Linked DNA regions of Mus musculus: region 1 is linked to region 2. The links are chromatin contacts, found by Hi-C in ENCODE. All regions are on one chromosome and are shown on one strand. The core of a region is the stretch at or near the end of the contact, and the rest is flanking DNA. Distances in the headings are between cores, read along the strand shown. Region 1 holds the start of Wdfy1 (WD repeat and FYVE domain containing 1). Region 2 overlaps Mogat1 (monoacylglycerol O-acyltransferase 1).

The links. Hi-C counts contacts between places; a loop is a spot of excess contacts on that map.
Region 1: a map of T-helper 2 cell shows a loop between it and region 2 (6-fold over the local background). The contact joins the promoter of Wdfy1 here to the enhancer-like site in region 2. A Hi-C loop is called at or near these places in 2 of 37 maps with a recorded cell type or tissue (T-helper 17 cell and T-helper 2 cell).

What each region holds. Positions count from the first base shown.
Region 1 is chr1:79,758,580-79,764,256 of GRCm38, forward strand. It overlaps Wdfy1 (WD repeat and FYVE domain containing 1), which reads right to left and starts at 3,190. Exons shown (of 12, transcript NM_001111279.1): 1 at 2,985-3,190. The coding sequence starts at 3,121.
Region 2 is chr1:78,533,929-78,540,174 of GRCm38, forward strand. It overlaps Mogat1 (monoacylglycerol O-acyltransferase 1), which reads left to right. Exons shown (of 7, transcript NM_026713.3): 7 at 4,016-4,245. The coding sequence ends at 4,170. Among named protein-coding and RNA genes, the nearest start is that of Mogat1, 26 kb to the left of the region's middle. Within about 2 kb of position 3,914, at least 3 of the 3 ENCODE cell types and tissues checked have a DNase peak (open chromatin) inside an H3K27ac peak, as active enhancers do.

The DNA.
Region 1 (5,677 bases), core at 1,940-4,439, 1.2 Mb after region 2:
CTGGTAGAGAAGGGCTTTCTAAGGGTTAACTAATGCCATTTCTAAAACATAAATTCTGATCATATCATTTGCTTGTGCTTTTAGAAGTTTGTCCCTGACTGCAAACAAAATCTAGTTCCTAAGTAGGAGCATTACCAAAAATCTTTTCCAAAACTAGATACTGCCCTTTCCCAGGCCTCAGCCCTTTACTGCCATGGCCTCCCAGACCACCTTCCGCTCTGCTCACTTTAAAACATATAGAGTTCTTGACCACTTCATATTCCCTTCCGTTCTTTCCCTCTGCCTGGAAGTGGTACAAGCACCTTCCCTTCTATACGCCACTCCTTCAAGCATGAGGACCCCCGGCCCCTGCACCCCTGCAGATAGCTCTTGAATCCAGCCCAGGCAGTTTCTTCTTTCTCTGTCTTCCCAGCATCTGGGGAGCTGAGCACACAGAGCCACGTCCCTGGTAAACTGCTCAGCACTTACAAAGAGCTGTTTTAATGCCAGCTGCCTTTATAGTTATGGTGGAGACAAATGAGAGGGCATGTCTGACATAGCCTCGGCTGAATGAGGGAGACCAGTGTTCTAAGTCCTCAGGCATATATACAGGCTTCCTTAGGTCAAGGGCTATAAGGAGCAATAAATCAGAAGTTATATGAGCACAGGCACTGTGGCTTTTGATCCCTCTTTTATCCCCAGGACCTCACACCCAATAGAAATGGTGTTCTTGAATGAATGAATGAATGAATGAATGACAAGTATGATAAATAGGACAGTTTAGAGAAAGAGACCATCAAGAACAAAACTCACAGCCCACACTTGAATTAAATTCCATGAATTGTGGTACCTACAAAATACACATCAAAAGCCTTCAGTAGCAACTCCTTGGTGGCCCTATCATCTGACGGGATCCTGCAGGATAGTTGAGCAGGAGTAAAAACTGGGCTGGTCCAAGACTCCCCTGAACATCTGTGTCAAGAAGCAGCTTAGTAATCATTTTCCATAAAATCTTTATTAGCACTGTTCCTACCCAGGAAATCTCAGATATTCGGCAATGTACCCAACGTGCATGAGTCACAAATCAAATATTTTACCAAATAAAGCTGGCTGACTCTAATAAGCTGTTGTCTAAATTCTGTTTGCATCACACAAATACCACTATTCTGCTATTTGCCTGGCTTACATTCCCTTCTCTCCAGTCTCAGGTTCCCACTCTCCCCTGACCACTTCTGTTTCACACAGCCAGACAAGGATACTAGCAGTCCCACACCACCTCCAGCTCAGTTACAGGTAAACCGGAGGAACAAAACAAGCTCACTACCTGAAAACAAGGCCCCAACTAAGCTCCTTCAAAAGCCAAACACAAAGGCCCAGCCCGGAGCTGGGGGCTTCAAGTTTCCCTTTCCCATACAGGGCAGCCCTCCTTTTCACCCACACAAAAGGCTGGCCTCTGCCTCCAGCTTAGAGAGAAAGGTAGATGTGCTGGCCAAAGCCCTTCCAGTTTGGGCCTATCACTTCTTAAGACAAGTAAACTGTTTCCCTCAACCTCCTTTTTAACCCTTTAAGGTTTCAAACTTGCTACAATTTTAAAACATGGGCTATTTCTCCAATCACTTTATACTGCCTTGAGAGTCAGAGGGCAAATGACAAGTCCTGGGTTCCATGTTTCCTCAGTACTCCTGGACGACGCAGAGAAACTAGTAACACTTCGTGGTTCCGGTTCCCTCTTGAGTAAAATGAAGTCACTGGACCAAATGAATCTTTTCTGAAGTGTGGCAAGTGACCACCGGCAGAACTACATAGGAACATTGATAACGGCTTGTTTTAGTCTTGTGGTAAATGACCTTCTGTTTCCTACTTGTGGGGCTAAATTACTTGTAAATAAAATTACTTATTTGTAAATAAATTTTCCTTTTAAAATAAGTGCATCTGGACTTTTAAAGAACTAACTAATCACTTTTTGTACAAAAATCGAAAACTCTTTGGTCAGTAAGAGTTCAGATAGTTCTAGCAGCTATGGTTCAAACAAACAAACAAACAACTGACCCTGAAGCCAGGAGAAGCACAGGAAAGTATACAACCTAACCTCAGCCCCCAAACAAATTAGAAGGAAGAGGTGAATGCCCGTGGGGTTCCATGTAAGGAATAAACAGCCGCACCAGGTCCCAAGGTAATTAGCTACTAGTCCTCTGGGACTTGGAACGGTCCCAGGAGAACACAGGAACTCTGGAGCACCAGGTAAGCCCCAGCCAGGAAGACACAGGAGGCAAAGGTTGGAGCAGCACCACGGGACAGGACGGCAACGGGGGCAAGAGGCTAGCTAGAAGCTAGGACTGGAGTACCGACTCGCAGGGGTGTGCACTGGGAACCCTGGACTGCAAGCCAGCGGTGGGAACAGGGGTTCTGTCAGGATGGGGAGATGGAGGGACTAGGTCCCAGGTTAGAAGGGTGTGGCGAAGGTCCGGAACTAAAGACCTTTGAAGAAAGACTTTGGACTAGAGAGGTCGTGTGAGGTCCAGGGTCCCAGAATGGGTGGGTCCTGAGTGGGATGAGCCCTGTGGATCAGGGTCCCAGACTGGAGATGAATTGTGGAACAGGGTCCCGAGACTGGAGGGGATCTGGAGGGTTGGTCAGTGGTTTATGGTGCTATAGGACGGGGTCCAGGGACAGAAGAGTCTGTGGGTCTGGGTCGGGGTCCCGTGATAAAGGGGGCGCTGGAGAACCTGATTCCGGACTGAAAGGGCGCAGTGGGACGGTCTGGGGCTGTTGGGGTTCCCAAGACTAAAGGCGCGCGGAGGGGGATAGGTCCCAGACTAGGGGAGTAAGACAGATCCGCCTGACGGCACCAGGATCTCGGTGGACTACGGGGACGTGGGAGAGAGGGTGGCCGCTCCGTCCGGGGTGACAACAAGAAGGGAGGCAGAATCGCGGACCCCACGATCCCCACGCCTCGTGGTCGTCACCACCTCACGCCCCGGCCCCCGCGTGCTCCCAGACTCTACCTGTCCTCGCTAGCGGTGATCACGCCGTCCTCCTTGGGGATGAGCAGCGCGGCGGTGACGGCGTCCTGGTGGCCCTCTATCTTGCTCAGCAGCACCGGGCGGCTGCTCTGAGGCCTGGAGTGGATCTCCGCCGCCATGTTCGAGCCGCGGCCTCCCCCGCGGGCGGCCCATCAGCTGACCGCCGGGCGGGGACGCGCCGGTTGCTTAGGGCAACCCAGCCGCGTGTGCTCCACGCCGCCGTAAGCTCGCGAGCACTGCCGCAGATTCCCGTAGTACTTGGTGAAGCCGCACAGTTATAATTCTGTGACCCCGGAAGGAACCCTAAAAAAACAAAAACAAAAACAACAACAAAAAACAGGATCTTGGTGAAGGTTAAAAAGCCAAATAATTCTCCCGGAAACGGATTGAGCTGAGCAGTAGCAGAACACAAGCACCTGCCCCTCAAACAGTATCGCACCGCATCCACCCTAAGAAGCCATTGTTTGAAAGACACACCCCAATTTCAGGCTTGTTAAAAGGTGGAAAAAAAAAAAAAACTCACAAGCAGCTCCCCCTGGGAGCTGCGACTGGTACCATCATCCAAACGCTCATAGCCTGTGCATAATTCTACTCTATGATTGTTAACATTGTGCAAACTACCACAATGGGACACTTTTCTGTTCAGGAGATTGTGACTATCTCCCCACCCCCACCCCCAGTTACAGCTTTCTCCTCCAGTTAGAATATACAATTTTTTATTTACCTCAGCCCGCCCCTCAACACCACCATTTCCTGCCAACTTCCTGTCCGAAGAAAAGCTCTTTTTCCTTAAACCTTCTCCAAATCACCCAGCACCAACCCTTATCCTTCAGTTGCTGTGTTACCCAGATGCCAAATGGCTCCCTCTCCACGAGGCACCCTCTGCTAACACACAGCCAACCTCACTTGTCCAACTGCAGGTGAATTCCTGATGGGTTTTGGCTGGACGACACTGATAGTATGTTTTAAGGGCCATAATCGAGAAACCCAGTCAGAATTTCACACAGCTCCCTTTTCAGCCCTTCATCCCACACACGCTGTTACTACTATTACCCAAACTGCAGTACACACAAACCACGGGTTCTTGACCCACAAACCCTGAACTAAAATAACCCCTTCCTTCCTTCCTTCCTTCAGTTGCCTTTAGTCTGGTAGTTTGCTTCACAGCAGTGAAAAAGGTAACTAATCCAGCGGGAAAATTCTTACTTAGAAAGTACAAGGTTCTGAGTGTTGGGTAGCAGTTTTCTCTGAGGTTAAAAGAGTTCATCTGAGAGGGAAGCTCAGTAAGACAGAGGGTGCTCACAGGGTGTTCGAAGAGAAGGTGAAACTTTGCTGCCTCGGGGAAGCTTCTGGTGCTCCGAAAGTGAACAACTCAAAATAGCTTGAGGAAGTTCCTGAAACTGACCGGATAGTCTAGGCCCCTCCCTAAGCATGTAGAAGTATAAAAATGACTGAGAGACTGACAGATAAGCTGAGCTTCCAGCTGCGTGGGAGGAGCCCAGACTTATTTGGCTGCCTGGAAGAAATCGAGATCAGGCAAGGCCGTGCCTAGAAGAAGCAGAGGCTGGCTGTGTGTCCTAGAAGAGCACATGGCAACTGCCTAAGGATGACACTCTCCAACCTGTGAAGCTGTTTGCAGGCTGTGCATTGTGCTCCGGATTTCCAGCTTTCATGAGCTGTCACCTGTGCTCAAGTGAACTCTGGGGTGATATAACTGTCTTCTGGGTCGTTTCTGCTCCTGAAAATAACCCCTTACCTATATGCTCTTGTAAGTAACCCTGATAAAACTCACTGGTTCACCAAACTGGATTTTAGTGGCATCTCTAGAGTGTTGTTGATTCCCTATCTGGGGTACTTAGACATTTGTTCATGTGTCACAGAACACAGAATTCTAGCTACAGTAATAACAGAATCAGACAGGACAGAGAAAGGGCTGACATTCCACTGAAGAAAACAAATAATAAGTGAAATAAATTAGATCATATCCTACACTAGATAATTTCGGGTGTAGTGAAGAAAACAGAGGAACGAGAGGTAGCTCAGACAGAGTTAGAATTCGAGCTACTGGTGTGGAGAACGCATAGATGACCAGAGAGAGCCACCTTCAGTGAAGAAATATGACCACAGTCTCTAGCCTTTGGGTGCTTCCGGTTCTGCTTCAGCTGCTGATAGGCCCCAGGTGCCAGCCATGTCTTTTGTAGGACATCTTGTATTTTACAACTAATCAAGACAGAAACACAAAGATCCGACTGACCCTCAGGACACATTGCTACTCAACACTGTCTCCAGAGCTTGGCCTGAGTGGGGCTTGACCAGCCCTCTACTACTAACAATTATTCCTGCCTAATCTTGCTAGCACCCTTCCCTACACAGGTATTAGGCTCTAATATCCTGGGTGGCAACTTCTAGCTCAGTCTCTGCTTGGAGCGAATACAATCTGAGGCAGGTGACCAGGCCTCCTTGCAAAGATGTTTAAGTCAGTTAGAAGTAATGTGAAAAGGTCAAGGACCTTGATACTCTTGGAAATAAAAATTTTCAATTCCCCCAGTAACATACTGTTCTCTTCAGAGGGAGCCACTGACAATGGATCTTTAGTCAGTGATGACTCCGACCTACAGAGGATAAGTCTGGATCTGAGTCACCTCCTAGGACACTTAGCTGGAGGAGATAACAAG
Region 2 (6,246 bases), core at 2,664-5,163:
TTCAGTGCCCAGTACTGCGTGCTAACTGCTCAATGAAGGATCACAAGTGAGTGCCCGTGTGCTGTCACGCAGCAGAGTGCACATATGCATGCACACACACAGGCCATCCTTTGAACTTCCATCAGAGACTGGATCTGAACTCGGAGATCTTCCAGCTCCCAAGTTTATCCACAGCCACACCTGACCACATATGCCCACCTGTTCTTTCTCCAGTGGTACACCTTAAGGAGGGAGCTTCCTTCATGAGACTAGGAGAGTCTTGTTTGGTGTGTTGGTACAAGTTAATAATCCCAGTGCTTGAAAGAAGCTGAGGCAGTTTGAGGCTAGCCTGGGCTACTTAGTGAGTTCAAGGTCAGTTTGATTACACAGAGAATCTATGTCTAAAAGAAAAATTTTTAAAAAATCAGGGAGAGTTAAAAACTCTATGGAATCTTTCTACCTACAGACGAGCAGAATAAAGATGTTTCTAACTTGAAAGATCTGTTATTGCTGTGAACAGATACCACAACCAAGGCAACTCTTATAAAGTCAACATTTAATTGCAGCTGACTTACAGGTTCAGAGAGTCAGTCTGTTATCATCAAGATGGGAGCATGGCAGCATCCAGGCATTCATGGTGCAGGAGGAGCTGAGACTTCTACATCTTCATCTGAAGGCTGCTAGCAGAATACTGACTCCCAGTCAACTAGGAATAGGGTCTTAAAGCCCACACCCACAGTGACACACCTACTCCAACAGGGCCACACCTTCAAATACTGCCACTCCCTGGGCCAAGTATATTCAAATCACCACAATCGATTCTTTACTTCCCTGAGGGAAAAAAATGAGCATCCATGTCCAACCCTCCTAACTGCTGTCTGCACTGGCTCACGAAACTCCTTGTCCTCTAGCCTAGGTACCTGTTACACAGTGGTAGCTTGGACTTGAAGCAAGAGGGATCCTTGGACTGATTGTGCCCTCACTTCTTTCCCCATTCTCCGCCCCAGATAAACTTATCACAGGACGAGGAGATGAACCGGGCCGCTGTGGAGGCCACAGATAAGCAGCCGTACTGGGATAGCTGCACAGGATGGAGGGCTGCAGCCTCGCAGCAAGGCAGCCACCGTGCAATGAAAACATAGAATGTGCCAGGTTGGGGAGTTCCTCCATCTTTCTGAGACAGGGTTGTAGGCTTACATTAAAAACAAAAACAAACAAACAAACAAACAAACAAACCTACTTTAGGCCGGGCGTGGTGGTGCACGCCTTTAATCCTAGCACTCAGGAGGCAGAGGCAGAGGCAGGCGGATTTCTGAGTTCAAGGCCAGCCTGGTCTACAAAGTGAGTTCCAGGACAGCCAGGGCTATACAGAAAAACCCTTCTCGAAAAACAAAAACAAAAAACAAACAAACAAAACCCCCTACTTTAATAAGGGTTCTTAAATGCATTAACCTCCCTTTTAGCCCCTTCCCAATAGAGCTGTAGGAAAGGAAAGGTTAATAAGGCCAAAGAAAGCAAAAACTTCCTGCTTCGCAGGGCCTCACTCTGTAGCTCAGGTTGGCTTGGATCTGTGAGGGAGAGGCAGTGACGGCATCCTCCCTAGGTTGTTCACGCGATCTATCTAATAGCATCTGATAGACATCCGTAAGCCTTAACGCTTTTAATAAGGGTTCAGTCCAATTTCAAGAAGCAGGAGGCAAGCTGAAGCCACACGGGAGCTTGTTCCCATTGGTCCCACTGCTCCCATGTGGGTGGTTCTCGCCTCACAGCCGCTTGTTCCCATTGGTCCCACTGCTCCCAGGTAGGTGGTTCTCCCCTCACAGCCGCTAGATGAGCTTCCTTGAGTTTTGTAGTCTAAGTATGGTCTCGATGATGATCAAATTGTCCCTTTATTACCTCTAGCTTATCCCTAAAAAGCATTGAGCTTTTCTAACCTTCTAATCCAGTTAGGGGACAGCTTAGGAACTGGAGGAAGGGATGCTAGGCTTAAATATTAAGTTCCTGTGATTTGGAACTTTTAACATCTCAGAGGAAAGCAGGAAGGGCTATGCTCATCTTACAAGGAGAACATCTTATGATTACTTCAGTCGAAAGGGGTAGATTTGAGCTCCTGGGAGAAGCTGCTGAAATATAACGGAACTTAATAAGAAGGGACTTAGTTAGCTGTGGTGTCCTTCCTAGGGAAAGAAGCCCTAATTGAGAGGTTGAGAGGTCACAATTCCTATAACAGTAAGCTGTTTTTACTCTGCCTTAGACAGCAATGCCTCTCTCCACAGTCCCCACTTCACCGTCCCGTTGACCTCTCTCCCTGAGGTAGTCTCACTAAAAACTACAGCTATTTCTAAAAGACTACAAGTTTACTGGTCCGTCTGTGTACAGATTTCTCAGATTTCCTTCCTCAAAGGTCACAACTGCGAGGAAGCTTTATAGAACAAGTTGTATTCTCCCATCCCTTGCCCAGGAAACTTTAGGGCAGAGAGAAAACTAAGATGGGTCCAGCCTGCTCACTATGTAGCCAAGGTTGCCCGGGAACTCCCAGCCTTCCTGCCTTCACCTCCTGAGTGCTGAAACTACAGGTATGTGCCAGCACTGGCTTGTTTCCTCCAGTTCTCTCTAATGTGTGTCAAAGGACTGGTGTCTACTGTGCATAAATCAGACTTCGTAAAGATCGAAGGAAACTGCCCTCGAGTGTTTGGAGGCTCGGTCTAGTGAAACACTCAGCAATTAGGGAGTGTCAGTCCTTCCTTCTGTGCCTCTCAACTCCCATATTCATGGTCTTTATCACTTGCTGCCTCTTTATTCCTTCACGATTGCTTAGGTTTTTAAAAAATAACCACCTTCCATTACTGGCACAGGTTCGCTCTGTATGTAGCTTGAAGAAAGACAAAGGAACCCACCCCCACCCGACTCCCCTTTGCGTACTGCATCCCCCCACCCCCACCCCCCTACAGCGGCGCTCACAGTCCTCATGCCCAAGCGAATGACTTCAGAAGGAGTAGTTTGCTTCAAGGTTTGAAGTTAACCACCCGGCTCATCCTGGCCTTGGGCGCATAGCAACACCAGGCCAGCAGGGGGTGCAGTGTATACAGGCCGTCAAAGACTTGTATTTCTGAATTTCCAAATTCTGAGATTGTTATGTAAACGTCTTTTAAAATATGTACAGAAGCCGCCAGATTTATTTACAACCAATAGGTATTTTTGTAATTATACAGATGAAACAGATACTTTTGGGGGGGGGGAACATTCATACGATACAGGTAAAATAAATGTGCTGTTCCCCACCCCTGACCCAATCCCCAAAGGAAAATGTTGATCTTGCCAGGTTTTTCTTGTACACTGAAAATATTGGTGCACCTAGAAATTTATTTTTTTATAGATGGGATCACACTTCATTTTGCAACTTTTCTTAGACATTTTAGGCACTGTGTGTGCCACGTTATTTGTTATTTCTTTTTTTAAAAAAGATAGCTGCCTAAGATTCCGGTGAATAACTGGAATGTAGCTCAGCCTATGTAACTGTTTTCCTAATGAGCTGTGGTTGCTTTCAGTTTTGTGACTAGATGACTTTCTCGCACAGAGACTTCGCTGTAAGTAAGTGACATTTTCAATTGTTCTGAAAGATATTTTTTAAAAAGTCATAATAGAGGATGTCACGTGACCTGAACATTTCACAGTCAGTCACAATAAGAACCCTGTGGTCTTGCTTGTCAGCTGTGCCCAGGGGAGAATGAGAGTGACGTGGCTCGCAGCAACGCCTACTCTGCGCACAGCTGCAGTCGGCACAGCAGCGCATTTGACTCAGAAGTCAAACCACAGAATGACAGCTCAGTGTCTGCTGAGAAGGGAAACTCTTTATTTGTTGTCGAGTGGGATGGTGTGACTGAGGTAGGCAGCCAGTGAGCTGAGGAGAGGACTGGAGCCAGCGGGCTGGAGGGAAGCCGATTGGCAGCCCAGCGCTCAGCTGCCCACGGGAGACCCAGGCTGCGGGTGGAGTGGTGGCTGTCCTCAGGGATGACACGTGCTCTGTTTTCCACAGTTGGCCGCCCCATCCCTGTTCAGCAGACTCTGAACCCGACCTCAGAGCAGATTGAAGAGCTGCATCAGACATACCTAGAGGAGCTAAAGAAACTGTTCAATGAACACAAAGGGAAATATGGGATTCCGGAGCACGAAACTCTGGTATTTAAATAACCTCCTTCCTCCAAGGCATAAGAAAGGAAGGCAAGAAAGCATCGTTGAGAAAATAAATAAATAATTTCTCTGGTTTTTGTTTTGTTTTTGTTTTTTGTTTGTTTGTTTTGACTCTAGAATCAAGTTGCAGCTGAAAAGAATTAGTGGTGAAGACCACTGCTGTTATTTTATACTGTGATAAATAAAAATACAGGAAAATGGAGGTCTGGGGTTATGACCAAGTGGTACAATGCTTACCTACCATGGGTAAGGCTCCAAGGTTGGTTCATAACAGTGGAAAATAAAAATACACTAGATGATTATAGCACAGGATTGAAGATGACTAAGACTTAAAAATCTTCTGAATTTAGGGAGACTATATCATTCTTCAGGTTCCTAAAAGTCTTAGAATTACTCATGCGCTCAGAGCAAAAGCAAAATACCAACTTCAAAGCGCCTCTAGACACTAACTGAGCAATTCTGTGGCTTAGGGTGGTATCGTCACTGAGCAGGGCAGCTGTTGTTTGGCACAGCTGGATATTTAGAGACTGTGTAACTTGGCTTACAGAAAGCTGGAGAGACAGGGCTCTTACGTAAACAGAACATTTGTCACCGAATCATGTCAGTTGTATACTGGGTAACCTAGGTCTTTCAGGTCACATCAATGCATTTTTTTTCTTAAATCAGTGCAGAATTGTTTTGCCATTTTTGAAGCAGGATGAGTCTGCCACTTGGAATCCCATAGGAATGGCCAGAGTCGTTTCGCTTTACACTCAGAAATGGGTGTATTTGCAGTGGCAAGGCAAGTCTTTTTGGAAGATAGCATCGCCCTGTTTTAGGATGCATTGTAGGGTGCTGGAGATGTGGTATGCAACAGGAACACTTGTAATCTTCTCCCCCAAGAGCCTTTTCACTTAATACAGAGTCGGGGCTTCTCTGCTTGCTGGTCTCTCCCTGGTGCCTGGCACAGCTTGGGGCGATCCCAGGGCATAAAATATGTACTTGCCCAGTGGGTGGAACAAATAACATTGCTATAATGTGAAGCTTCTCCTAAAGCTATTCCATAGTAATAGGACCTGTTACAAGCCAGGACCCACAGGAAATGGGAACACTTCCTGCTCTCTAGTTGGCCCACACCAATAATTGACAATCCTACACACTGTCATAAGCTAGTCAGGTGTTGGCTATTTAGTCACTGAGCGGGAGACTGGCACTAAAACCAAGGACCTTTCCAAACCTTCTGCGCTACAGCTGCTTGTGATTAACTCCATCCAACCACAGGTCGCTCCTGTTAACAGGCTTCAAGTTCTCAAGTGTAAAGTCTGGAGAGAACCTGGAATGTGCTCAGTGCCATGCCAGGGCTGGAGAGATAGGCTTTCGAGGACAAGGACTTGAGCTGCAGTGACTAGAACATACAGAAACGCCAGGCACTGTGCTGTGTCCCTGGAATCCGACCCCTGAGGAGATCAAGGAAAGTGGACCACAGGAACTCACTGGCAGGGCAACCCAGTGAGAGACCTTGACTCAGAAAAGATGGCAGACAGCCCCTGTGGAAGGACAGCAGAGAGTGTCCTCTGGCTTCGTTGTGCGTGCCATAGCCATGCACATATGTCCCCATGCATATGTGTGTGCATGCATACATACTACACACACAAAAATCATGCTACACGACAGCAAGAGTGGGAAAGTGGTTCACATAGGGCAGCATGATCCTTCCCAGGTGCTCCACACGCGCCATCTGAGGATCTGTTGTCCCAAAGCTTTGAAATCCATCGTTTTGCCAAAGCAGAGCCTTTAAGTTATTAGAGACCCATGAATCCATCCTTTGAAGATGCTTTTCAAAAGCCTGGGATTGTGATTTCTTGATTTCACAGAGGAGTAAATTTTAATTCCATTTAGTGACGAGGCCAGGCTGATTGTCCATCACAGCTGGATTGCCCAGCTGGCAGCCGAAGTGCAGGCTTGGCAAAGCAGAGTTTGCAAATTGAAGAAAACATTCTCTCGTGAATTTATACAAAATTTTGATCTTAAAAAATGTTAGGCCTAAATGACTCGCAACTTGACATGTGGGAAACGTTATTTTCGATACCTATTATA